Regions from separate parts of the Homo sapiens genome. Here all the other regions are linked to region 1. Evidence: chromatin contacts called from ENCODE Hi-C or POLR2A ChIA-PET data. All regions are on one chromosome and are shown on one strand. The core of a region is the stretch at or near the end of the contact, and the rest is flanking DNA. Distances in the headings are between cores, read along the strand shown.

Region 1 (6,384 bases), core at 942-3,441:
GGCACTTAATCTTTTTGAGTCTTAGTTCCTCAATAGTCCATTGGAGATGCTAATACCTTCCTCCTAAGGCCACTGTGAGTAAACAAGACACCCTATTTGCTGTGCCTGACTCATACTACATGGTAAATATTTATTTATTCATTCCATTCACTTGTCCCTCTGTTGAAATTCACTTTTAAGAGCCTGGTGAGGCAAGGTTTGTTCAACATGAGTGGTTATCTGTGAGGCCCTGGGTGAGCCCTGCCTTGGAGAGCTGTTACTCATCTTTTCCTTTTCTTTTCTTTTCTTCTTTTTTTTTTTTTTTTTTTTTTTGAGACAGGGTCTCATCTTGACACCTAGGCTGGAGTGCAGTGGCACAATCACAGCTCACTGCAACCTCAACCTCCTAGGCTCAGTAGACCCTCCCACCTCAGCCTCCTGAGTTGCTGGGACTACAGGTGCGTGCCACCACACCCTGCTAATTTTTTGTGTGTGCCTGTATTTTTTGTAGAGGTGGGGTTTCTCCTTGTTGCCCAGGCTGGTCTTGAACTCCTGGGCTCAAGTGATTCACCCACCTTGGCCTCCCAAAGTGTTGGGATTGCAGGCATGAGCTACGGCGCCCAGCCTGATACTCATCTTTGCACAGTCTACACAACAGTAGTGGATAATGGACAGATGGAGACCCATCCTGGCATGGAGGTTCTGAGCTTCAGTTCTCACCTGACCTGGTGGTTGGACATGTGGCTCCAGTAACCCCTTCTGGGGGAGAGACTCTGCTTGAGTCACACTGGGTGCCCCTCAGTGCCGAGCACAGGTATCTGGCCCAGAGCACTGCTGGGCAACAGACCAAGGAGGATGGTGCTGGAGGACATTTGGGTGTGGTGAGAGGCTATCCCTTCCCCCTGATTTGCCGCTCTATACCGCCTCTGTCAGGGTTGTAGGACCCTTACCAGGCAGGGAGAGATGGTGATTGTTTTGTGGTCATTCCCCTGTAATTTGCTTCATATCATCTTTGCATGATTTGTAACTGCCCATCAGGTTCATCTTGCCTGCTGTCTAGACAGAGCCAATTTATCAAGATAGGGGAGTTGCAATAGAGAAAGAGTTCAATTCATGTAGAGCCGGCTGTACGGGAGACTGGAGTTTTATTATTACTTAAATCAGTCTCCCTGAGAATTCAGGGATCGGTGTTTTTAAGAATAATTTAGTGGGTAGGAGGACAGTGAGTCAGGAGTGCTGATTGGTTGGCTTGGGGATGAAATCATAAGGAGTCAAAGCTGTCCTCTTATGCTGAGGCGGTTCCTGGGTGGGGGCCACAGAAGTGGTTGGCAGGTCCAGCTGGGGCCATCAGGTTGCCAGACATGCAAAAAACTGAAAAGTTATCTCAAAAGGCCAATGTTAGGTTCTACAACAGTGATGTTATCTTCAAGAGTAATTGGAGAAGTTGTAAATCTTATGACCTCCAGAACAATAGCTGATAATAATTAGAATTCAAGCCCCTCTTATCCTAACTTGGTGGCCTTTTATTTGTTTTACAAGAACACGTTAGCTTTTGGGAAGAGCTGTTATTTAAACTATAAATGTCTCCCAGAGTTAGCTTGGCCCAAGCCCAAGAATGAGCAAAGAGAGCCAACTTGTGAGGCTTGAGACAAGATGGAGTCAGCCCTGTCAGGTTTCTCTCACTGTCATAATTTCCTTAGTTATGATTTTTGCAAAGGCGGTTTCAGATTTGCCTTTTACTAAAACACACAGGCTTGCACTTCATCTTGAGTGAGTGTGTGTGCATCTCTGGCTGGTCCTCCAGAGCTGGGTCCAGCAGGCCAATCCCTGTGCCCCTCTGGAGTTTCTCCAAGGCCACCCTGGGCATTTCCAGTAGGATATTGTTGCTCCACATCAGGGCTCCTGCCAGCAGCGTAGCTGTGCTCCACACAGAAGTCCCTCAGCTGGTGACCACAGAATAATGAATGCCAATCTGGATGTTAGTTTGCACACATTTGCATACCCCAGGGGTCTGCCTGGCCTGTGAGGTCTTTCTGACTCTGAGCAGCTATGATGCTGTGATTAACCTCACAAATGCATAATGGATCTTGAGGTCCTTTCCCGGCAGAGATGTTGGGGAACTAATGCAACCCCCTGCCTTTTCTCTTAAGCTGCCTTCAGGGCTGATATCATGGGTTGGTCAACTGCCTGAGATTTCTTCCTCTATCTGGGGTTAGCAAGACACCTAAAAGGTAATCCTCCCCACCTCTCCCCACCCGCATAGTGCTATTAGTCAGCTACACCTGAGTGTGAATTACTTTAGTCAGATTTCTTTCCCATTAATATCCTCAAGGGAAGGGGATTTAATAGAAGTAGAGTGAGTGCCTAAATTACTCACGGAGCCCTGGGCAGGTTCTGCCTTTCAGCATGACTCATCTTTGTGTGGTCTGCACAAACAGCCAAGTATAAAGGATAAGAAGGGAGCTGCCCCTGGCACCAGAAGCCCTTGTCTGGGCAGATGGAAGTGTTATGGGGAGGGAAGGCCCCAGAAGAATTGGGGAGAGGGGTATCCCTCATGGACTTTGCTCTCACATGGGGTGTAGTTGGCCATTCAATCACCTCTGGTCTGCTGCCCACTGCCTGTCTTGCTGTCTGGATGTCTAAGACAACCCTAAGACGCCTGGATGTCAGAGCCTGTGGTGCAAACATTTGGCTGCCAGCAAGGGTCACTGTTCTGGTTTTCAAGGCCAAATCAGAGTGGGTTTTTCTGGGGTTTGGGAGCAGCAGGAGCTAGAAGGTAAAGGGCTGACACCTTGTTAGGGGTGGGTGGTGTTCACTCCCACCAGGAATTCTTTTGCAGCCAAATAACAGAGAAGCTTCAGGCTTGAATTTGGCCCACAAATCTGAGCCCTCATAATGGAGATGTGGGAGTCCCTAAGCCCCCGTGTTGGGGTGCCGTGGGGGTGCCCGTCAGACGCCCCCGTGCCGCAGGTGGGCAGATGGACCCAGCGGGCCGCTCCCCTCTGCAGTCTCAGCTCCTCCTCATGGGCACCTGTGGGGCACCACATGCAGCTGAAATGTCGGGGCCTGGGACTGCCTCGCCGGGGGGCGCTGGGTAGCTCATGCCCCCTTGTCTGTGCAGTGAGAGGTTCCCTGAGGAACATTCTGGAGCTGGCATCTTAGCTCCGCCACTCGTCACCAGGCAGTACCCCGAGGTTCAGGTGCTGGCATCGGGGGAGGAGCTTCTGCAGGTCACACCGGACGTTGGGCTCTGTTGAGCCCAGAGCCTCTCAGGAGCTGGCCGAGTGTGCAGCTGGTGGAGGAAGCTCAGTGCTTCCTGTCCCCAGGCGCTCCCTTGATGACTGCCAGGAACCTTGAGGTTAGAGGGTGCTGATCTGGCTTTCAGGAGATTCCCCCACCCCCACATTGACACAGCTCTGGGAAGAAGCAGCACTTCAGCTGCCCTCAGTGACACTGGGATTACAAAGAAGAAAGGCCCCAGGACACAGCGTGTCATTCATGGGAACAAGACGGGGTGGAGAGGGGAGGCCACCTCAAAGACACATTCCTCCCTGGTCCTGATGTCCTCCCTCTACATGCAGAGCTTCACTGATTCCACCTGGAGCTCACAGTCACTTTGGGGAGGGGTGTTGCTGGCATAAGGCTCCTCTCCTGTCTCACAGATGGGAACACTGAGGCTCATGGTGACTTGCCCAAGACCACAGAGCTGAGATTCAGCAGAGCCAGGCCTTGTGGCTGTGAGTAAGGCACAGCTGGCCTGGGGCCATAAGTAGACCCAGGGGAATTTAGGGGAACTCTTACAAGTTTTGGGAACCACGTGGCCACTTCAGGGTCAGCCCCTATCCCAGCTGTCTTGGAGGCAGTGTTCCCTGCTGGGGTTCAAGGCTTTAGGGGATGGGCTTTTGGTGCTGAGGGAAGAAACCCTGAGAGCTGCAGGCTGGGCCCAGCTGTGAGGTTTCAGAAATAGAAGTGTTTTCAAAGGTTGACAAAGACAACTCCATCCTCTGTTTACAGCAGAAGCAACTGAGGCCCAGAGGAGCAAAGGCCCCCAAGCAAGGTCTCCAGCAGGCTGGGAGCACGGTGGAAATGGAGCCCGCTCCCCTGTCTTCCACTGCCTGTTTAAGAGAAGAGCAGCCGCGAGGCCCTGGGCTGGTCTCGGGGGTGAGCTCTGCTGTGGATACCCGCCATGGCTTGTCTTCCCCGCCCACAGATAAATGCAACCTTTCTCTTCTACGCTCTCCCTGGGCGGCTGCGTTTGTACCCCTCTCTCTATTCTCTGCCCTCCCACTTCACTGCCTGCTTCAACATTTGTTCCTTCATGCATTCATTCATTCAGCTGTTTATGGGTGTCTCCTTGTGCCAGGCTCTGTGCTGGGCAGAGACTGGGTCTCTGCACACTCTAGAAAAGGGACAGAAGCTTCACCTGGTTAACCCCCCCTATGTAGAATGACAGGCTGTGATTTGTGGTGTGAAGAAAAGGGACAGGGTGCGAGGAAAGGGTGTGACCAAGTCCTGGCCCCAGGCCAGGGAGCCAGGGGACTCTTGTAGGAAGCTTCTTGCAGGAAGCGACATTATTCTAACCCCTTCCTTCACACCATCAGCTCCCCTGAGACAGGAGCCTCAGCATCCAGCACTCTGCTGTCTGCAGAGAGCACAGAAGGTGCACAGTGAGCGCTCTGCCCAGCTTGGGGGGCGGTTTGGGGAGTGGAAATGGCTTACTTTCTGGCCTGTGATGGTCTTGCTGCATGAAACATGGGGCGACTTCGGTTCTTTAACCTCCTTGGGCCTCAGTTTCTACATTTGAATACTGAGGATGTAAAGGCCCACTCTGAAAGTGGTGACAAATGGAAGGCCCCTTCTCTCCTTCCATGTGACACTGTGAGAATCAGTGTCTCAAGTTTTCTTGCCTATTACTTTTGACTAGTTTCTTTTTCACCTTGTGATGTAAATATGTAAATGAATGTCAGAAAGACTGACATGAGTATGGCTGATATGCAGTGGTTGTTATTGTTGGCAAGGGTGCTCGCTTTGGAATCAGAAGACCGGGGTTCAAGTGCTGCTTCTACCCAAGTAGCTGTGTGGACCTGGACAAGTTGTTCTCTGGACCTTATTTTCCTCATCTGTTAAATGGACCTACCTATCTCTCAGATGCTAGAAGTGGCAGGTGCCAGTGCCTGTCATTATTGAGCATTGAGACCTCTCTAGAAGGTTCTTCTGCCCAGAAAAAAATGCTAAGTGGAGGAGGCAGTAGGTGGAGGGACTGGTGTGGGCACAGGTGGGATGGCGGTCTGACCAGCCCGCCATGGGAACCTGGCCGGGCAGCCCAGCCCTGGCCATTAGCCGTCAGTGAGATCTGTGGCTCTTACACTGTGAGCTTCAGTTGAAACAAACAAGCATGGCGTGGATGGAGGGGGTGGCAGCAGGGAGGGAGGGCCCAGCTGGTTGCCAGATGCAGCATGGCTACTGCAGGAGGGGACCCAGGGGGTCTCATTACCGGCTCGGCCTCCACTGCTCCAGATCTGGGAAGCACCGTCCTTCCTGCGGGGCCATCAGACATTCAGGGCAGAAGATGGTGGAGCTGCTGGGAGAGAGAGAGCAGCCCCTTTTGGCGTACAGGTTGGCCAGCCCCTCGTGAGGTTGGTGTGGGCGCTGGTGCATGGGGACCCTGGAAGCCCCCTCCACTTCAATCCCTTTTCTTTTCTAGACACCCTCTTTCTTGCTTACCGGGTTTTCTTCTTTTTCCTTTCTCCATGCACTTCCATCAGGACTTGCTCTTCCCATATCAGTGGCCCGCTCTTCCCATAATTCATTCAGCAACTGAACTGACCACCTCCTCCTGACTTGGCCCAGGGTCTAGGCAGATGTCCAGGGCAGTTGGTGGAGTGGTGGTTTTGCAGGAGCTGATTTTGTCTCAAGTGAGAACACCCATGGGGCCCCAATACCATATCAAACAGACCAGAGAGAGAGTTGTGCCATCTCAGCCTTGCCCTCCTGGGCCCGTGGGTATGGAGGTGTCACCAAGTAGCACAATTTGAAATCTACAGCTTTGGTCCAACCTTCTTGTTTTATTCAAAGAAGAGCTGGACCCAGAGCGGAGAAGTGGCTCAGACTTGGGGCTGGCGCCCACGGGCCCTGACTCCTGGTATGGGGCCTCTTCTTCCCTGACTACCCAGGTCCTTTCTGGTGTTCACTGTCACTTCTCATACAAGCCCATCTTGGTATCTGCACAGAGAGCTGAACCTTTCCTGCAGCCAGGAGGCTTATGCTGGGACATTTCATGGGCTTTCTGCAGGTGAATTGAGGCCAATTGATGACCCAAGATGCAGGTGACATTGAGGTAAAATGGACACTGAAGACAGGGCAGCCACGAAAGGGGAAGAAGCCCCTGGAGGGTAGCAACTGTGG
Region 2 (6,454 bases), core at 2,377-4,876, 790 kb before region 1:
GTGTGCCTGTAGTCCCAGCTACTCAGGAGGCTGAGGCAGGAGAATTGCTTGAACCCAGGAGGCAGAGATTGCAGTGAGCCGAGATCGCACCACTGCACTCGAGCCTGAGCAACAGAGCAAGACTCTGCCTCAAAAAAAAAAAAAAAAAAAAAAGTCAGCACATATCCAGGGGTCAGTCTCAGTCTCACAGAAGGAGGGAAATATCTAAGGGGGGGACTAGAAGAGAAGAAATAAAGCCTCATCTGGTGGAAAAAGAATAGAGACACCAGATATGTATAGCTAATTTTACAGTATACATAGCTGATACCCCGGTCTAGTAGCAAAATAACAGTGGGATGGCTGGTTAATAACAGAAGGAGGCCTTTAAAAAGAAGAACAAAGTTGGAAGACTTACATTTCCTGATATAAAATGTGCTACAAAGCTACAGTAATGAAGACAGTGTGGTGTTATTGTAAGGTCAGACATATAGATTAATGAAATAGAATTGAGAGTCCAGAGAAATCCTTGTATCTATGATCAGTTGATTTTGGATAAAGGTACCAAGACCATTCAAAGGGACATAGTCCCTTCAACAAATCATGCTGGGACAACTGAATAGCCCCTCCAAAAAATGAAGTTAGAACCCTACCTTACACCATATACAAAAATTAACTCAAAATGAATCAAAGACCTAAATTTAAGTGCTAAAATTATAAAACTCTTAGAAGAAAACACAAGGGTAAATCTTTACATCCTTAGATTTGGGCAATGAATTCTTAGATACGACACCAAAAATATGAGCAACGAAAGGAAAAAAACAGATAAACCATCAAAATAAAAATTTTTGTGCATCAAAGGACTATCAAGAAAGTGAAAAGACAAATGGCAGAATGGGAAAATGTTTGCAAATTATATATCTGATAAGGTTCCAGTATCCAGAACACACAAAAAAACTCTCAAAACTGAACAACAAAAAGACATACAACCCAATTTAAAAATAGGCAAAAGAGCAGGGTGCAGTCGTGTGCAGCTGTAGTCCCAGCTACTTGAGAGGCTGAGGTGGAAGGATTGCTTAAGTCCAGAAGGTGGAATCCAGCCTGGGCAACATAGTGAGACCACCCTACTGTCTTTAAAAAGGAGGAGGAAAAGGCCGAGCGTGGTAGCTCACGTCTGTAATCCCAGCACTTTGGGAGGCCAAGGCAGGCGGATCACAAGGTCAGGAGTTCAAGACCAGCCTGACCAACATGGTGAAACCCTGTCTCTACTAAGAATACAAAAATTAGCCAGGCATGGGGGCACGTGCCTGTAATCCCAGCTACTCAGGAGGCTGGGGCAGGAGAATCACTTGAACCTGGGAGGCAGAGGTTGCAGTGAGCTGAGATTGCGCCACTGCACTCCAGTCTGGGTTACAGAGCGAGATTCCGTCTCAGAAACAAACAAACAAACAAACAAACAAACAAAAAAAAGAAGAGGAGAGCAAAGGACTTGAATAAATATTTTTCTGCAAATAAGATATATGAATGGCCAATAAGCACACAAAAACATGAAAAGAAGCTCAACATCATTAGCCATTCAAGAAATGCAAATCAGAACCACAATGAATACCACTTCACACCCACTACTAGGATGGATATAATTAAAAAAAAATAAATAACAAGGATGTGAAGGAAATGGGTTAATATTATGCTATGTGAATTTCACCTCATTAAAAACAATAGAAGACATATAAATGGGCAATAAGCTCATGAAAAGATGTATAATAATGGAAGCAGGGATGGGGCAGAAACAGCCAAAAGAAAGAAAAGAGCACTGAGGTCCATTACAGTAGCATTTCACAGGTTATCTCATTTAATCCTTTCAAGAGACTTCATGATGTCGATGTTATTAATCTCATTTTGCAGATGAGAAAACAGAGGCTCGGAGCAATTAAAAATCTAGTTATAGCTAATAAATGGCAGGGTCGGGATGAGGCTTCTCAACAAGTTACCAAAATGACTGCAACCAAGATTATAACTTAAAGGAATACGACGTTTTCAGATGCACTGAAAACTGGACCCTTGATTTTATGGCACTTTTACAATGTGATAACACATAAAAACCTGTGATAAAATTTTATGTCCATGAAGCCAGGGACACAAAGCCTTGGCCAGTGTGGAGGATAATGCAGGACAGGTGCTGCGCAGAGTTATGCACGCTGCTTGGCCAACTCCCTCAGCCCTGCTCTGCGTACTGATTCTCTGATCCAAAGACAAACACCCAGAGAGACTTGGCAGGAAGGTGCGTCTTGCCCGAGAGGCACAGACTAATAGAGACAACAGGCCTTAGGGAGGCTTCAGAGGTCATCCGGTCTTAGTGGGCCGAAACACATATCCACGAACCAGATGTATCTGAATTACCTGGGGAGCTCATAAAATGCAGATTCCTGGGCCCCATGCCAGACCTCAGGTGGGTAGGGCACAGAAATGACAATTTTTAAAAAGCTCTCCAGAGGGTAACCCTTATCTATTGTTGATGGGAATGTAAAATGGTACAGACACTTTGGGAAACAGTTTGGCTATTTCCTGAAAAGTTACACATAAGAGTTACCATTTGACCCAGTAATTCCACTTCTAGGTATATACGCAAGAGAAATGAAAACATACGCCCTCACAAAAATGTGTCCATGAATGTTCTAAGCAGCATCATTCATGACTCATCAACTGGATCAAATATCCATCAACTGATAAGTAGATAAATAACATGTGACATATCATACAATTGCCATATTATTGAGCAATAGAAAGGAATAGGCTATCAATACATGCTACAGTATTAATGAACCTCAAGTATGTTATATTAAGTAACAGAAGCCAGATGCAAGAGACCACACAGTGCATGATTCTATTTATGTGAAACATCCAGAAAAGGTAAATCTACAGGGGCAGAAAGTACATAGCTTACTTGTTGCCTAGGGCAGGGAGTGGGAGTGGATGGGGATATTACTGACATGATAAAAATGTTCTAATACTGATTTATGCTGATAGTTGCACAACTTGGTAAACTTACTAAAACTCATTGATTGTAAAATGTGACTCAATAGAGCTGGCTTTTTTTTTTTAAAGAAAATGTCCCCAGGTGATTCTGACGTTCCAGCAGATTTGAGAACCACTGAATTCCAATATACTTACTGTGCAATGAGGAACCTGAAACCCAGAGAGGGAAATGATTCACCCAGAGTCACAAAGTGAGTTCATACAGAGCCAGATTGCCTCTGATCTGTGTCTCCACAAAAGGAAATGGAACGCTAGGAGATGACCTGATGAAATTAACCAAAGGGGACTGCCAATCTCAATGAGTCAGTCCCCATTAAACCCTTTTCCCCCTTAACTCGCAGGAAGCTGGTTTGTTTTGCCTGACTGAACCAGGAAAGGGGCTCAGGAAGCAGCTGTAGGCCAGTGAAAGGACTACAGGCTTGGAGTCAGAAGGCCTGGGTTCAAACTTGGCCTTGAGAGTTCATCGTGATCCTGGGCCAGTCACTTCACTTCCTAGGGACTCATCTGGTTCATCCATCTGTAAACAAAGCCGATCATATCACCCTCCCAGGATCACTGCAGGACCAGTAAGGAAGATATTGAGTAATCCAGGTAGGAGATGATTTCCTTCCTGCCTAATCTGAAACCACAGATGTCCAGCCCAATCTGTTTATCTTAAGGCTACAACCAGAGCATCCCTTCCAGCCTGCAGGGCACTCACATTCCCTGACGCAAGCGCCACTCACCCACCCCAATCTTGGACCCAGTCCCAGCTTGATCCCAGTTCCCAGGTGCCATAAAACTCTGGAAAGGTGGAAACAAGACTGTATTTTTTTTTTTTTTTTTTACAGCTGTGAGAACTGCAGACTGAGAACAATAAGTATTTTTAAAATAACAACCTTCCGAGTGACCACCGACGCATCAAATACTGGATTGGGCGTGGTGTTATTATAAGACCAAGAGAATGTAAAACATCCTGTAACATATCTTAGTAGAAGATCTTTGCCAAGGGAAAGAAATCTGTCTTCTATCTAAGAGGAATGTTTGGTAATCGTTTGGGCCTTGGATAAACTCAGGCCATACGTCTTGGGCCAGGCATTTACATTATGGACTAATCATAGAGCCCTGCAGTGAATATAGACATTGTGGAGTAAGAGTAGGTTACCGAGATGGTCATGGCAGCTTTGACACTCACAGAGACATGCAGCCTGTGTCCGGATGGGGAACATTCAGGCCAAGACCCTTTCTTAAAAGGAAAAATGTGAACGCTGGTATCCCCTGAACGGACCCCATCTAAGTGGATCCTGAACTCCCAGCCTGTGCCATCAGATAAGAATGTCAACATGGCAGAGGGCGAAGGTAAGAAGGGACCCGTCCAACTCAGCCTGCTTGGGTCACATTTTGTTTGCTTTATCAGGTCCAAGAGAAATCTGACTTCTTTGAGGGACCTGTGGGTGTCATTCACAGGGACTCCTGGTAACTGAGCTAGACAGTGAAAAACAGGCATTCTCTGTAAAAGGGCACTTGGGACTGACAAGAAGACAGAAGAAACAGAAGCTCGCCACTCATGACAGCAGCACAGGCGTAGGCTTGGAGAAAGAAAGATGAACTTGAGAGCCTTTGGTTCAGAGAGGTGTTACAGACTTGCTGAAAATGTAACTCCAAGCAGCAGCAGAAGATAAATGAGAACAGAAGGAGCTAGAAGGGAAATGGACTAAAGCAGGAAAAATACAAAGAAAAGCAAAGGCTAGGAGATCAAACATCTAAAACAATACTAGCAAACACATAGCACATGTACTGCAAGTGCCCTGCCCCAGGATTCACGGTGGTCTCACACCCTTCAGGGACCCCCCAGGCAGCCACTGGGAGGGACTGTTTCATGTGCACCTCCCAGGCCTGAAGCAAAAGCCTAGACTTTCCACTTCCAGTTAAACATGGAAGAGTGACCATCTTACACCTCCTCTCCCTTCCAAAACCCTACTAAATTTCCTACTGTTAGGGAATTTTAAAACGTTTTAACCTATGAGGACAAAGCAAAAAGAGAGGAGATATCCACAAATAAAGATTTCAGCAAACTTGGAGAAAAGTAGAGGAAAGCGTTGTAATTGAGTGTAAGTTGCAAACATTCATATCCACTGTGGAGGAAACTTGAGAACAAAGCCATCTGGACTGACAGACACCCCAGTAGCCCAGCCCTCGGAGGCACAGGAACCATGAAAGATGAGGCTCTGGTTCATGATGGAAAACTGAGCTACTAAGCCCATGTTATGCAGCCAGGCTACTACGTAACCCCCATGCTCCTCCCCAAGCAGGGGAGAGGTTTACTCTTCAGAGAAACTGAGAAGGGGCTGCAGACCCAGGAAACAGGCACCATGGAGAACAGAGCTCAGGGCAAGGGGCACCCAGAACACCAACCACACGTCCACCTCCACAGGCAGGAGATTCAAGGGTTCTTCTCTGGAGAAAACCAACCACCTGAGAGGAAAACCATCTACATAATGACAGTTGTGTGCAGGGTTCCAACAAAAAAAGATAGCTCAAAATCTGTTCTCCTAAAGAAAAGCTCATCAACCAACTACCCCACCTATGCATGCTGAGCTGCACGGCACAGGGCATCTGCAGCACATGCACGTAGAACTTTCGACCTGTCCAATATGGATATACTCTAAAAGCTGACAGCCATCTGGGGAAAGCCCCTGACAAGAAAGGCAGGGTTAACACAAACACAAAAAGAACTTGGAGGTGAGGGGATAGGCAGGGAAAATAAAAAGAACTTCAAAAGTCCTGTTATATTTGGCCAGGTGCGGTGGCTCATGCCCGTAATCCCAGCACTTTGGGAGGCCAAGATGGGCGGATCACAAGGTCAGGAGATCAAGACCATCCTGGCTAACACAGTGAAACCCTGTCTCTACTAAAAATACAAAAAATCAGCCGGGCGTGGTGGTGGGTGCCTGTAGTCCCAGCTACTCGGGAGGCTGAGGCAGGAGAATGGTGTGAACCCGGGAGGCGGAGCTTGCAGTGAGCTGAGATCGCACCACTGTGCTCCAGCCTGGGCGACAGAGCAAGACTCCGTCTCAAAAAAAAAAAAAAAAAAATCCTGTTATATTCTTAAAGAATGTTAATTAAAGTATGTTAAGATAGTGCATCCATGAAACAAGAACAGAATGCTATGTGAAGGAAATAATCAGAAACTAGAAAGGTCTTAGAAATTACATGGTCATAAAAATTAAAGAATTCAACAGAGAATTTAGAAGACAGTCGAGCAAATACCACAGAAAGGAGAACCAAAAATAAAAACAGAAAATAGGAAAGACAAGGAAATTTGAGATGCTGTCCAAAACAGCATTCCAGAAATAAAGAACAGAGAATATACAAAGAAGGAAAGTATCAAAGAAATATTGGAAGAAACTACACAAGCATGAGTTTCTACCTTGAAAGGGTTCATCAAAAGGGATGCATAGGA
Region 3 (6,406 bases), core at 321-2,820, 530 kb after region 1:
GACTAGAGAATTTACTACTCAATTCTGTGCTGTAGAAGAAGTGAAAAAACAGATACCGACAGCCCTAAACCTCAGGGAGTACAAACACAGCTGAGAAAACTTTAGAGAAAACCTAAACATATCGTGAAGTTGCTTGTGTGTGTGTATGTGTGTGTGTGAATGACTCCATCTGAGAGATTTGAGCAAAGTCCATGAGATGGCTGGGAAGGTAAATGACCAATTCCTTTCTAACTTCAGATTTCCTGTTTGCAAAACCTCACCAACATATCTAGAAAACCTAGAAAACATTAGGCTTCTCAGCCTGCACAGAGCAGCTTACAATGTTTATTCATGAATGAAGAGTTGGGTGCCCTGTTGTTCCTGGGTGGAGGGGAGACAGTTCATCTCCAAATGGCTCAGCCTTGGGCTCCACTGACTACACATTCTCTTTGTTTGTAGTAACAGCCATGCACTCTGTGCATATGCATGGTATCACCTGCAGATGTCCCAGTTCCTGACGTCACCCTGGCTGCAGAGCCAGCCTCAGGCCGAGCTGTGCAACCAGGGCAGAGGGAGGAAGGGGCGCTGCTGACCTGGACAGGGCTGAGTTCCAGTCCGCTTCCGTCACCACACTCCCACTGTTGGCCTTGGACAAGCCCCCATCTCTCTGCAGCAGCCCCTTCATTCCTACCTCCTTGAGGGGCCTAAACTGGATCATCACTTCTGGAAATAGCCATTCTTGTCCCACCTTTGAAGGTGTCATTTCTCAGCACCCCAGACTATTAGTCAGGGAATGTTTTCTTTGAATTGACTCACTTTTAAAATACACCATTTATGTCAACTTACCATTTCTGTACATGATGCACCATTTGCTATAAAGGGACATTGAAGTTAAAACCCATGAAAATAGTAAATGTTCACTCTTGTACCACCTAAAGTCAGGGTACATGCCTGCCATTGCATGAGTGCACACCCCCAGGGGAAACCTGCGTCCTGGAGCCAGGCGGCTTCTCAAGTATGACTGTGCGCCGGAAACACCTGGAGACCTTGCAAAAATGCAAATTCAAATTCAGTAGGTCTGGGTGGGGTCTGAGATTCTCTGTTTCTGACAAGGTCCCAGGAGATGCCGATGCTGCTGGTCCACAGACCCTACTTGGTGTAACAAGGTCACATGGGTTGTCCAGCTCCCTATCGTGGGGGCAGGGCAAGAATGTCAACAGAAACACAGCACCAAGTCCTTCTGAGAACACGGGACGTGAAACACAAAGACCATGTCTAAAGATTCAAGCAAAGGCTTCATATCAGAGGAAAACTCAGAGAGCTATTTCACCTTTTCTCCCAAATATACATTTACTTTATATTTACTTTATGCACTTAGAACTTTCGGCATCTCTGTTTACTGCTTCACATACCTCCCCACCTCTTCCCTAATGCAAAGACCTGAATCTGGAAAGCCACATCTGTTGGGAGCTTCGTCAGAAATCATGCTGGCCATGCTTGCAGGCTGGGTCCAGCTCTTGCTGGGAGGTGGAGGCCAGGGCTCTGCATAATGGCATCTTCGGGGCTTTCCCTTCTCTGACCTCCTGCCATGCTCAGACAGAACGACACGCCATCTGCTGACTCACCGTGGCTTCATGCATTCATGTCCTGTTTTCCCAGGTGGTCACAGCTCTAGGAGGAGACAGTAAGGGGTGACTGGAAGGGGAGGGGAGTGAGATTGCCCCTCTGGGACCCACACACACTGAGGACATGATGGGCTCTTGATAAAATGTCACATGAGCCCAGGACAGTTAGAGAGGTTGGCTTTATAAGTGGTACATTATTTATGATGGCTTGAATGGGTCACCCTTATGCCCATTTTCTGGAGGGAAAAACTGGCTCCAGATAATGCAAAGTCATGCCCCTATGGCGTCAGTTGCAGGGCTCAGAAGTCCTCTCTTCCAACCCAGTTGCTGGCAGGTCATGACCACAGGCCACCCAGCCATTCCTAGCCTCCCTGGTAGAATTCAAGGCTGCCTGTATTGTGCATCTGCTGTGTCCATGGCACTCAGGGAGGATAGTAAAGGCAGGGCCAGAGGGGAATGAGGGGGACTTGCTGGGGAGCATGATGGTCACGTGCTAAGCAGAGGCCTGACCTGAGACCTCAGGGTGGCATTCCTTTGGGTACTACAAGGGCTGGAAAAGGCCTCTCCCCTGCTTCAAGCCCAGCCCAGCAGGTAGGTGGCCGAGCCAGGCCCACATGCTGATCTCTGCTCTCTGACTGGTGCAGTTTCCTTTGTGTTAGATCATCAATTCCTCAGCCTTCTGTGGCTTCTGTGATTTCCAAAGAGCTTGCCCTGATGCTGAAGCCGGCCTGGACTGGGCATCAAGAGGGTTTCAGCCTGATAGCCAATGGCCGGCCGCATGACAGCGAGAAATTGGCTTCTCTCTCTGGGCCGTGGTGATCTTCAAAGTTTCTTACAGCACTAGAATTCTGCTCTTTCTTTGCATTACAAATGGAATACATACTTGTGAACATTTTCAACAATATAGAAATGTAGAAAGTAAATATAAACAAACAAAAAATGAAGTCATCATCTTCTTATTGCTGCTAGAGGAAGCCATTGTGAATAGTTTGATGTGTTTCCTTCCAAATGATTTTTTCTCTACGTATAAACATAAATAAGCATATGTAGGTTTATTGATCATCTTAAAATTTATTTTTTTCACTTAAAATACTTTCCTGTGATCTTCCTGTGCCATCATATATAAATCTACTTTATTATTTTGAAGTAATATATCTTGGACATTTTTGCATCAGTAGATCCTTTTCAATGATAAATAGCATTTTGTATCATGGATATGCATAATTTCTTTGGGCCTTTATATTATTTCCATTTTTTTTGCTATTATAAACAATGCTGAAATAAACATCTTTTTACATGCATTCTTACTCACATGTGAATATGTTTCTTTAACATGAATTCCTGGAAGTAGAACTGCCAGATAAAAGAACACACACATCCAAAATTTTGAAAGATGCTGTCAAAATCACCCTCCCAAAATACCAGTTGTCTTTCCTCTCTACAGCTCGGGGAGCAACATGTTTGCATTCACCTTGATTGAGCCTGGATTAGGTGCATGTAATGTTCCTATTGCATATGAGACAACAGAAGCTTAGAGAGAACAAGGGAGTGTCTCGAGGTGCTACAGAAGTGGGGGCAGAGCTAGAATCAAAGCTCTGTGCCCCATACCCAAGTCTAGATGCTCTGCAGCTCTGACATGATGAGGTATAGTGGAAAGAGCTCTGACTTTGAGGTCCAAATGCTTGAGTTTGAAATCTTGCCATGCAACTTGCCATCTCTGTGACTTTGACCAAGATACTTAATCTCCCCAACCTCAGCTCCTTTCTCCATAAAACAGAGACAACAAACACTGTCAAAAAGGGATGTTGTGAGTGTTAAAGGAGAATTTATGTAAGGTTCTGGCTCCTAGGAGATGCTCTCTAAAATATTCTCTTTTCTGAGGAGTTGGGGACCTGGGAATTCTACTGTACTCTGGAGCTCTTCTGCCTTCACCCAGGAAGGTAACTAGGGGTTTATTGCCCAGCCGTGCACAACTCAAAAAATTATTACTGAAGATTGTCAAAAAGGCTTACAATTCAGGAGGGTTTTTGTTCATTTAGAAGCAAAAAAATTAGTTTTGTGGTTCAGCAAGATCTCGAATTGTGCCTCTGAATGTTGTGAAGGAGGGTTCGAAGAGACTTTCAACTGCTCCTGATACAATTATGAAAGTGGTTTTGGCAGAAGCCAAGTGGACTCTTAGTTTAAAACAGCTCTAGGGGTAAAGTCATTTCTCTGCAGGTTCAACAGAGGGTCATCCCATTATTTGCAGTGTTATAGTGCTTTGGGGATGCAGGAGATTTGGAGAAGTGGTAAATTGTTATAAAAAATGGCTACAATCATTCTCCTACCTGTGCCCAGTGCCTCCAACACTGGCTCTAGGCTTATCCATGCAATTTCCTTTGGACAACAGAACATTAGAAAATGTGATGTAGACTTATCAGAAGAACCTGAGTATTGGAGCTTGCCTTCTATTGCAGGCTTGGAACCCTGTGTCCACCATTCAAATTAGCTTGAGCTAATGTGATGGAAAGACTGCATAAAGGATAACTGAGGTGCCCCAATCAACAGATTATCAATTACCAGACATATGAGTGAGGCCATCCTAGATCACCCAGCCCCAGCCAAACCACCAGCTGACTACAGATCAGAAGGATTTGCCCAGACCAAAATGGTCCAGGTGACCCATATAATTATAAGAATTGATAATTTTAAAAAACTTTAAGCCACTATGTTTTGGGGTGGTTTGTTATATAGGCAAAGCTAAATTGTAAAGATATTTATTGAATGAATGCCTCGATGAACCAACGAGTACCTCACATCAGGAGAATTAGCCTTGCCCCAGCTCATAAAGAACGGTTCAGAACCATGGACAGAGGCACAGGATGCGACAGTATTTGAGTCAAGCTACGGATATGACAGGCCCTGGGGTAAGAATGAAAACAGTAGCTCGGGGTACAGGATAAGACAGATGTGTAAAGGAAGATGCCCCTGATATGGTGCTAGTGAGTCTTGCCAGGCACCTATTAACTCAGGAAGCCCTCAGTCCCAGACAGACAGGACGGCTGGCCACCCTATGAGGAAGACGAAATGCTACACTCCTGTTCCAGAGCCTGATCCCTAGCTGTTTCTCCTACATACTATGTGATGACAGGCATTGTGAAGGAGCATGCAGAGGGGTGGTTCCATGCCCACCAGACAAACCAGGACGGTTGGCTGGTCACCTGATTCCCCAAGTTTATGCAACTAGAGGGAAGTAGGTAGAGGGCATGGGGAGGCAGGGGGCTCAGTTGCTGGCTGCCTGGCCAAGATTCACTGGGAAATGATTTTGGCTCAGTTTTCTAACTACCTCTCCTCCAATTCCTGCACACAACCTGGCTTTCCCTTATTTCCCTGGAGAAAGTCAGGCTTTGTGTCAAGGGAATCTGGAGCTCATAATTTCATAACAATAATGTCTTGGTTTTAGACAGTATTTAGACTGTGATAGGTCCTTTTATGCCTACATAGTATATAACTGGGCTTGATCTTCATAACCCTTTTTGAGAAAAGCAGAGAATCCAGGTGCATTCTCACTGTCCAGGGTACCCACTAGCATCTTCTTCCTTTTTGTCTTCTAAGATAGGGGAAGGCAGCCCAAACAGCACCCAGACCAAGAGCCTGGATCAGGGATCCTGCTGCCTGAGACTTTCTAACTAGGTAAGTTCTCTTATGGTTCAACATTCGGGAACATGAAATGGACTCTCTCACCCTTATGTTCAAACGAGACAACTGGACTCCAGTCGCTGAACCCCTATAAGCTCTGAATTTCCAGGAGTCTCTGAAGGCTGGGGAGACCTGGGTCTTTTTTTGTTATATGGAGCCTATTCAAGGGGCCTCTTGGACCACTGCCTGCTTTCCTGGTATTTGTGCTGGTGGGGCTCCTCAAAGTGAGTGGCAGGGGTGATCATCCCTATTTGCTATACATTAAGGACAGCCTGGGTATGCAGGAAGGCACTCAGAAGGGGCTGCCCAGATGATTCACAGGCTCATGTTATCCACCCATGGACAGGGCAGGGGCATCAGGGCCCCAGGGCTGACTGCATCCTAGGCCTTGGATGCCTCCAGGACTCTCTCCCCATCTCTCTTCTGCTTTTCTCTGCATGCCAACTTTGATCTCTCAGGCCACCTTTCTCCATGAGGCTGGAGTCACAGCTCCTCAGCTTCACTCCTAGAAAGGAAGGGGCTATTTCATTTTGAGAGAAATCTCAGGGAAGGCCTCTTATTGGCCTGGCTGGGGCCACATGCCTGCTCCTGTAGTCAGGCAGGTAGGGATGCTGTGGTGGGAAGCTTCATTCAGAGCCGCCTGGTTGGAGCTGGAGGAAGAACAGTTCCCAGAAGGTGGGGAGTCATTGTCAGAAGGTGAGATGGAGAGCAGATAAAGCAAGTGACACTCACTGCAAACTTATCATTCCCACCTTTTGGGGTGAGGAACAAATGCAGGGGCCTCAAGCCTTCACCACATGGTCTGAGGTTTGATGACCAGGAAGCTGGGATTTGAGCCTGGACAATTCAACTGTGAAGCCTGTGGTCTTTCCAATATCACTTCTTGATGATGTTCCATTCCCATACAGCAGCAATGGGGTGAACAACTGATTCCTTTGGGACCAGACATAGCCCTGGGCAGCTGTGGGATAAATATCTGGGTCTCAGGGCTATCTTTGTAAGGCAGTAGTATTCTCCTGGGAGAGTCCCGGGCTGGGGATCAGCAGACCTGGTGCATTTATCTTAATTCTCCACTGCTTTCCTGTGTGACCTTGAGAAAGTCACTTTCCTTCTCTGGGTTTTAG
Region 4 (6,272 bases), core at 812-3,311, 910 kb after region 1:
TAAGCTAATGCAGCCACCACGTGTTCATGAGGAAGACCGAGAAAACTAGCCTCTGCCTTGGAGCTTGTCTCACCAGCGCTGGCTGTGAGTTCACAACTGAGCACAACCCGCTCTGCAGGAAAGCACTCTCCCCGCCCACTGGGCTGAGGTCCCTTTAACAGATGCCAACATTGACTCTGCCACCATGAGAGTGGGCCCTAAAGCGTAGCCCAGGAGAGGGACTGCAGTGACCTCCATTCACATCCGGTGTGAGGATGGGTGGCAGGGTCTGAGTGTCTTCTCGGAGGGACAGAAGGAACGGGGAGAGAAACGAGTGGCCAGGCCTACACAAGCCCCTTGGGCAAGCAATAGAAGAGGAAGTCGCATCTCTTGCATCCCAGAGCTCACAGTCCAGAGGGAGAACCTGGAGGCACAGAAATGAAACCGTGCAACCAGCGTGGAATCAAGGCTCCCGTGTGAGTCTAAGGGGAGTCATGAGCACAGTCGTGTGCAACCTGCCCAACCACACCCCGCAGTTCTGCAGTGAGACCAGACAAGCCATGGAATATTCTGAGACGAGAAATCCACATGGAGTAATTGGGGTGGCTTTTCCTTGCCCACAAGTACAGCAAATGTAGGCTTAGCAGTACATTTGGATCTGGGCCCATGCCGTGTCTCCAGGTCAATATGAAACAAGTTGCCAGGATCATCAAGGGGGCATTCTAAAAATTAGCTCTAGCCAGCCCTAGTGGCCTGGGAGTACCAAAATGGTCATTTGCTAAAATTGGCCATTAACATTTTCTACTAACTGCTCTCTCCAAAGACTTGGAAAACGAGGGGGAAACTCCTTGGAAATCAAGTGTTATGTAGACCCTTATGGCAGCCTGGACTCCAACCTTCAGAAGCTATTCATTTTTAAAAATACATGGTGGGCATTTTCTACATGTGGTTGAGTATTTTATCCAACAGCCAAGTCATTCCAGTTTTCCCCACAGCAGACATGTTAGCCAATGTGCTGCCTGCTCAGTCAGTGCCTCCTTTTCTGACCACCCACAGGAACTGTCCCTGCCACCATGTTTATCCACATTCACGTACCTCTCCCTGGCTGCAGCTGTTGGAACAGCAATGGACTCCTGACTGAGGGGAGGCACCCCATTGGCTAGCCATTGACCAATCAGATTCTGTCTCCTGGGTCTCTGGACTTAGATTCTTGGTATTGGGCCCATAACCTGAGAGATCATGTCCAAGTTTAAGTGAACAAGTTAAAACCTAGAAAAGGCAGAACAGCCGGGTGTGGTGGCTCATGCCTGCAGTCCCAGCACTTTGGGAGGCCCAAACGGGTGGATCACCTGAGGTCGGGAGTTCGAGACCAGCCTTACCAGCATGGAGAAACTCCGTCTCTACCAAAAATACAAAATTAGCCGGGCATGGTAGTGCATGCCTGTAATCCCAGCTACTCCGGAGGCTGAGGCAGGAGAATCGCTTGGAACCCACGAGACAGAGGTTGCGCTGAGCCAAGATTGTGCCATTGCACTCCAGCCTGGGCAACAAGAGCAAAACTCTGTCAAAAAAAAAAAAAAAAAAAAAAAAAAAGAAAGAAAGAGAGAGAGAAGGAAGGAAAGAAAGAAGGAGAAAAAGAAAAGGCAAAACAGAGAAAGCCAGTCTGCAGAGAAAAGAATGAAACAAAGCTACTGAGATAAGCTGAGATGAAAAAAAAAAAAAAAAAAACACCCAGAGAAACACAGGCAAGAAGCTAGGAAAGTCTCTGAGCCTCTCACGGGTCTGGTTGTCATCCCTGCCCTTGAAGTCGGTGAGATTCCTCATAGCCTTCCAACGAAATCATTGTTATTACTGAGAGTTAAATTTATAATACTTCTATTTCTTGCAACCAAACAATTATTGACCAAGACCCCTATTAAGACATCACCTATGTGCTGCACTGTACTTGTTCAATACTGAGGATCTCACCTCTTCTTCTTCTTCTTGCCCACCTTTAGGTCTAACTGGACCTCCTTTCTCTCCTGGTATTCCTCTGTCTTCATTTCTTTAGTGCTTCCTTTCAGGGTCTCAGGTAATAATAACCAGCAGTGTGCCCCAGTGATTAGCAGATGAGTGAGCTGTGTAACCTAGACACCATGTTCCACTTAATGGTTTGTTTGCTCAGCCTACTTCAAAGGAGGCTGTTAGCCTATAAGTCAATAATTAGTCATTCAACAAATACCCATCAAGCTATGGCCCAACCCCAGCAAAGATATGTTGAAAAAAAAAAAAAACTTTTGAAGAGCAAATATAAGCCTTTATATATGGTTGACTTAGCCGTTTCTATTTTCCTTTCACAACAGAGAGGCAATGTTGATGTGCTACCAGTCCTAATGCAGCTAGAAGTTATCTGTTACACCAATGACCCCATCAAAAAGAGAACTGTTAACACAGGCCCAGTTTTTACTTTGCTTGTAGTGGTGGGGTATTAGCTAATTGTTGCCCATTAAGAGAAACAAATAATCCCCAGTGAGTCCCAAAAAGAAGTGGAAGTGGAGCTGAATCACCTGTAAGATCAGGGCTTCTCTTAGCTGCTCACAGCTGCCTGACCCAGTCACAGAAGAAGATGTAGAGGGGATTCATTCCATCTTACTTTTATTGGGTTTTCTTTTACTATGTGAAATGAATCTCAAGAAAACATCTCTCATCCCCCCAAACTCTATCATTGTTCTACTCCTCAATTTTAGTATTACTACTGTAATGATAAGATTATAGCTACTACATAATAAGATTAAACATTTAAAACCATCTAACAAATCACCCATAAGCTTACCCCCATCATTCAATCAACAGTCTTCTCTCTTGTCTCTTTTTTTTTTTCTTTTGGCACATTACCTCCCAAAGGTAGAATTTTCACAGACATGACCCTAGCATGCATGTCAGGTTGCAATTTGCTGTTTGATCCTGCCTGCCATTTTTTCATGTGTAAGCAATATTTTCTAGGCTCATGTTTCCCACTTATGACCTTCAACCCCTTCTAAAGCTCTACCCAATTATGACTCAAGGAATTCCCATTTTTCCCTCCTCTATTCTCCAGCTCTCCTTTGGAGTGCCACTTGCAGAGCTGCCTGGGAGGTGCCTCACTGCTGTCCTACAGGGCCCACTGACAAACCAGGCAGTCGCGTTTCCCCAGGCATGGCCACCCCTGCAGCCACCCCTGTGGCACGCTGCCACTTCTGTGTGAGTGTTCCGCCCATGCCCATCACCCATCACACACTCCGCTGGGTACCACACACTGCCTCCCCAGGTACTGATGTTTCCTCAGAGTGCTCTTGGCCTTTGCAGGGACCACAGCTCTCATTTACCTCCTTGAACACCCAGCACCTAACACAGAACATAATACATAGCAGATGCTAAAAAATATTGGATGAAAAAATGAGTGAATAAATAAACTAATGCTTTGTGGATGGACAAAGGAGCCATAAGGTCCCCTGGCCTCCTCTTTCTGCACATGCTTCTCCTTCTCCCACAGCGCTCTGCCACCCTTGCCAACGTATATGCTTTGAGGACTCATTCCCTAAACATCCACCTCAGGGCCTACAAGCTGCACACACAAGAAGGGCCAGGCTGCAGGGACTGGGAGTTGGTTCAGTTTATGTTGTCTTGAATCAGAGAAAGGAGCATCCCAGGACTTTTCCCACCGTCAGCTGTTCCCTCCCACTCTTTCCTGTCTGAGCTCTGGCTCTCCTCCCCATCTCGCCATGAATTCTTCCCATCACATCGGGGCATCTCCCTTCTCTTGCTCACTTAAAATAAGTAGTGAGCACCTGCTGTGTCTCAGATGCAGACACATCAGAGGAATCACTGTCCTCAAGGAGCTCACAGTCTGGCAGGTCACTGAGATGAAAATAAGTGCAGTAATATGATCTTACGGAGGAGAAGGCCGAGAAGCCTCGCCACAGAGCATAAATGGTATCTCCAGCTGTGCACGAGTAGTTTACGTGCCATGTGGGCTGAGGTCCCTCAGTGGCCTGCAGTGGGGTCTGATGTTCTAGTTTCAAGGTGTCCCTTTGGGTTAAGCATTGCCCTCTTCTTGCTACTGCTTTCAAAGGTGAATCCCCAACTTCACATCCCTCAGACTCTAGGATATGAAGCTTTCCACCCTCTCTAGAAGGGTTAGGGTTGCACTAGAGCATAAGCTTGCTGGCAGCTGGGGAAGGAGTATTATTGTGAGGAAAACACAGGAAGACAGCTTGGAGGCTCCAATGACCCACTTCCCCATGGTGAAGGTCAGCTTTTAAGAGGGTGAACCAGAGGCAATGGCTGACAAACCCAGGTCGTCTTACGACTTTGTGCCCTGAAAGATCTCAGAAGCCTCATTCCTGAACCATCAGCAGAACTTCGAACCTGTAAGGGAAGCTAGAGCTCTCTATGTTTGGACCTGCTCAGTTTTACAGCTAGGGAAACTGAGCCCAAAGAAAAAGAAAAAATGAGTGGGTCTCTCCCTTAAGATTCCCTTAATTGTGCATTGATTCCTGTTTTGCAAAATGACACTGGAACATGTATACCTCCCTTGATCAAATAATTCCACTTTGAGAATCTATCTAAGAAAATAATCCTAAGTACAGAAAAAGCTTTGGGCACAAAGAGAGGTTCATGATAGCATCGTTCAAACAAAAAGTACAAAATGAAGAGGGAACAGGCCAAGTAATTCTCCTCGATGGGAAACAAGTTGCAGTCTCTCCACTAAAAATTATCACTCAGTCCAACTTTTTAATAAGTGGGAAAATTCTAGTATGATATTAGAGTGGGGGTTGATGCAAGTTTTTATGTGGGCCTATGTGAAAAAAGCAACTGCATAGAACTGAGAGTGAAAAGAAAAAAGTTGGTTTTCCTGTGTGTTCTACTTGTTCTTTGTGTATTTTTAAGCAGCTATTATAGGTAGTGAGGTTATAAAAGAATATCCTGAAAGAGACTTTCATATTGGAAAAAATTAAAATTCTGTTTTTTAAATTTTATTTTTATTTTATTTTATTTTTTGTGTATGATAGGGTCTCTCTCTCTGTTGCCCAGATTGGAGGGCAGTGGCACAATCACAGCTCACGATAGCTTCCAACTCCTGGGTTCAAACAATCCTGCCACCTCAGCCTCCCAAGTAGCTGGGACTATAGGCACATGCCACCATGCCCAGCTGATTTTTTTTTAATAAGAGACAAGGTCTCACTATGTTGCCTAGGCTGGTCTCAAACTCCCGGCCTCAAGTGATCCTCCCACCTCGGCTTCCCAAAGTGTTGGGATTATAGGCATGAGCCACCACACTCCATCAAAAATTTGATTTTTAAATGATGATATCGAGGAGCCAACTTACCAGGAAAGGAAAGGTAGTTGCTAGCAGCTGGGGCAGCCTGTCACAATTAGTATGAAGGCCACTATCAGAGCCACTTTTTCCTCAAATGATCCCTTAGGACTTCTGCTAGACCACCAAGTATTCACTGGGATATAATCACCCCAAAAGATTTACTAAGCATTTACTGGCACTAACAGTGGCAGGCACTGTTTTGGTTGCTGGGGATACAGAAGTAAACAAGGCAGATGGGGTCCCTGCTCTCACGGAGCACACAGTTTAGTGAGGGAGGCATTAAATGATTCTGACCATAATTATCATGAACTATGACAGAACTACAAGGAGTCCCCTATCAACTGGGATTGGGTTTGGTTGCCAGTAACAGAAATCCACTATAGTGATGAAAACAAATGAAGGCTTTATCTCTTCCATAAAACAAGTCTAGAAATGGGCAGCCCAGGGTGGGAACGATGGCTCCCACAAAGTCCTCAGGGTTTCCTATCTTTCTGCAATCATATCCTTAGCACACAAGCCCAAAATAGGTGCTGTAGCTCCAGCCATCACATTTGTGTTCTGGGTAAAATGAAGGAAAGGTCTAAAGAACAAAATGCAAAGAGAAAAAAAGGAGTTGACTCCTTCTCAATTTCCTGGAAGGCTTACTCAGCAACGTCCTAGCTGCCAGGAAGGCTGTGAAATGTGGTCTTTTAACTGTACATGTTTCTTCCTCGTTAAATCAGGAGTTATTACAAAAGAAGAAGGTAATCATGGATGTCAGGAAGGAACCAGAAATCTCTGCCCCAGATGATGTAAGAATGAAGCATAGGGGGATTGATTCAACCAAGTCAAGGTTGGGAGTCATGGCTGTAAGAGCTCAGCTGAGGCCCAGAGGCTACATGAGATCCAGACAAGCAGAGGGGTTGGGAAGAATTCTAGGCAGAGGACAACTCTGATGTGAGCTCAACAGGGCAGC

What was found. A loop is a pair of places that touch in the nucleus more often than their neighbours do. ChIA-PET counts read pairs that join two places held with the same protein, here RNA polymerase II (POLR2A). Pooled maps may share reads with other maps.
Region 2: a map of PC-9 shows a loop between it and region 1 (10-fold over the local background). The contact joins the enhancer-like site here to the promoter of LINC02205 in region 1. A Hi-C loop is called at or near these places in 1 of 168 maps with a recorded cell type or tissue (PC-9) and 1 of 50 pooled maps. POLR2A ChIA-PET finds 5 or more read pairs at or near these places in 1 of 52 experiments (PC-9).
Region 3: a loop to region 1 is called in a map with no recorded cell type, with 11 times the contacts of the local background. The contact joins the enhancer-like site here to the promoter of LINC02205 in region 1. A Hi-C loop is called at or near these places in 10 of 37 single-sample maps with no recorded cell type and 2 of 50 pooled maps. POLR2A ChIA-PET finds 5 or more read pairs at or near these places in 2 of 52 experiments (PC-9 and activated B cell).
Region 4: a map of PC-3 shows a loop between it and region 1 (5-fold over the local background). The contact joins the promoter of PCAT29 here to the promoter of LINC02205 in region 1. A Hi-C loop is called at or near these places in 2 of 168 maps with a recorded cell type or tissue (Caco-2 and PC-3) and 1 of 50 pooled maps.

The regions. Positions count from the first base shown.
Region 1 is chr15:70,501,735-70,508,118 of GRCh38, reverse strand. LINC02205 (long intergenic non-protein coding RNA 2205) reads left to right here and starts at 2,191. Exons shown (of 2, transcript NR_146562.1): 1 at 2,191-2,210; 2 at 3,994-4,212. RefSeq lists enhancers at 2,253-2,302, 3,593-3,642, 3,683-3,822, 3,923-4,062, 3,576-4,099 and 1 more.
Region 2 is chr15:71,292,308-71,298,761 of GRCh38, reverse strand. All of the region lies in intron 6 of THSD4 (thrombospondin type 1 domain containing 4), which reads right to left. LOC124903520 (a long non-coding RNA gene) reads left to right here. Exons shown (of 2, transcript XR_007064700.1): 1 at 1-3,603; 2 at 3,843-6,454. Among named protein-coding and RNA genes, the nearest start is that of THSD4-AS1, 110 kb to the right of the region's middle. RefSeq lists a silencer at 3,158-3,452 and an enhancer at 2,702-3,901. Within about 2 kb of position 3,626, at least 17 of the 41 ENCODE cell types and tissues checked have a DNase peak (open chromatin) inside an H3K27ac peak, as active enhancers do; they include PC-9, where a contact is called at or near this core.
Region 3 is chr15:69,974,620-69,981,025 of GRCh38, reverse strand. LOC101929129 (a long non-coding RNA gene) reads left to right here. Exons shown (of 5, transcript XR_001751593.2): 3 at 5,199-5,276. Among named protein-coding and RNA genes, the nearest start is that of MIR629, 100 kb to the left of the region's middle. RefSeq lists enhancers at 712-771, 1,602-1,661. Within about 2 kb of position 1,570, at least 3 of the 41 ENCODE cell types and tissues checked have a DNase peak (open chromatin) inside an H3K27ac peak, as active enhancers do.
Region 4 is chr15:69,587,989-69,594,260 of GRCh38, reverse strand. PCAT29 (prostate cancer associated transcript 29) reads right to left here and starts at 2,061. Exons shown (of 4, transcript NR_126438.1): 1 at 1,948-2,061.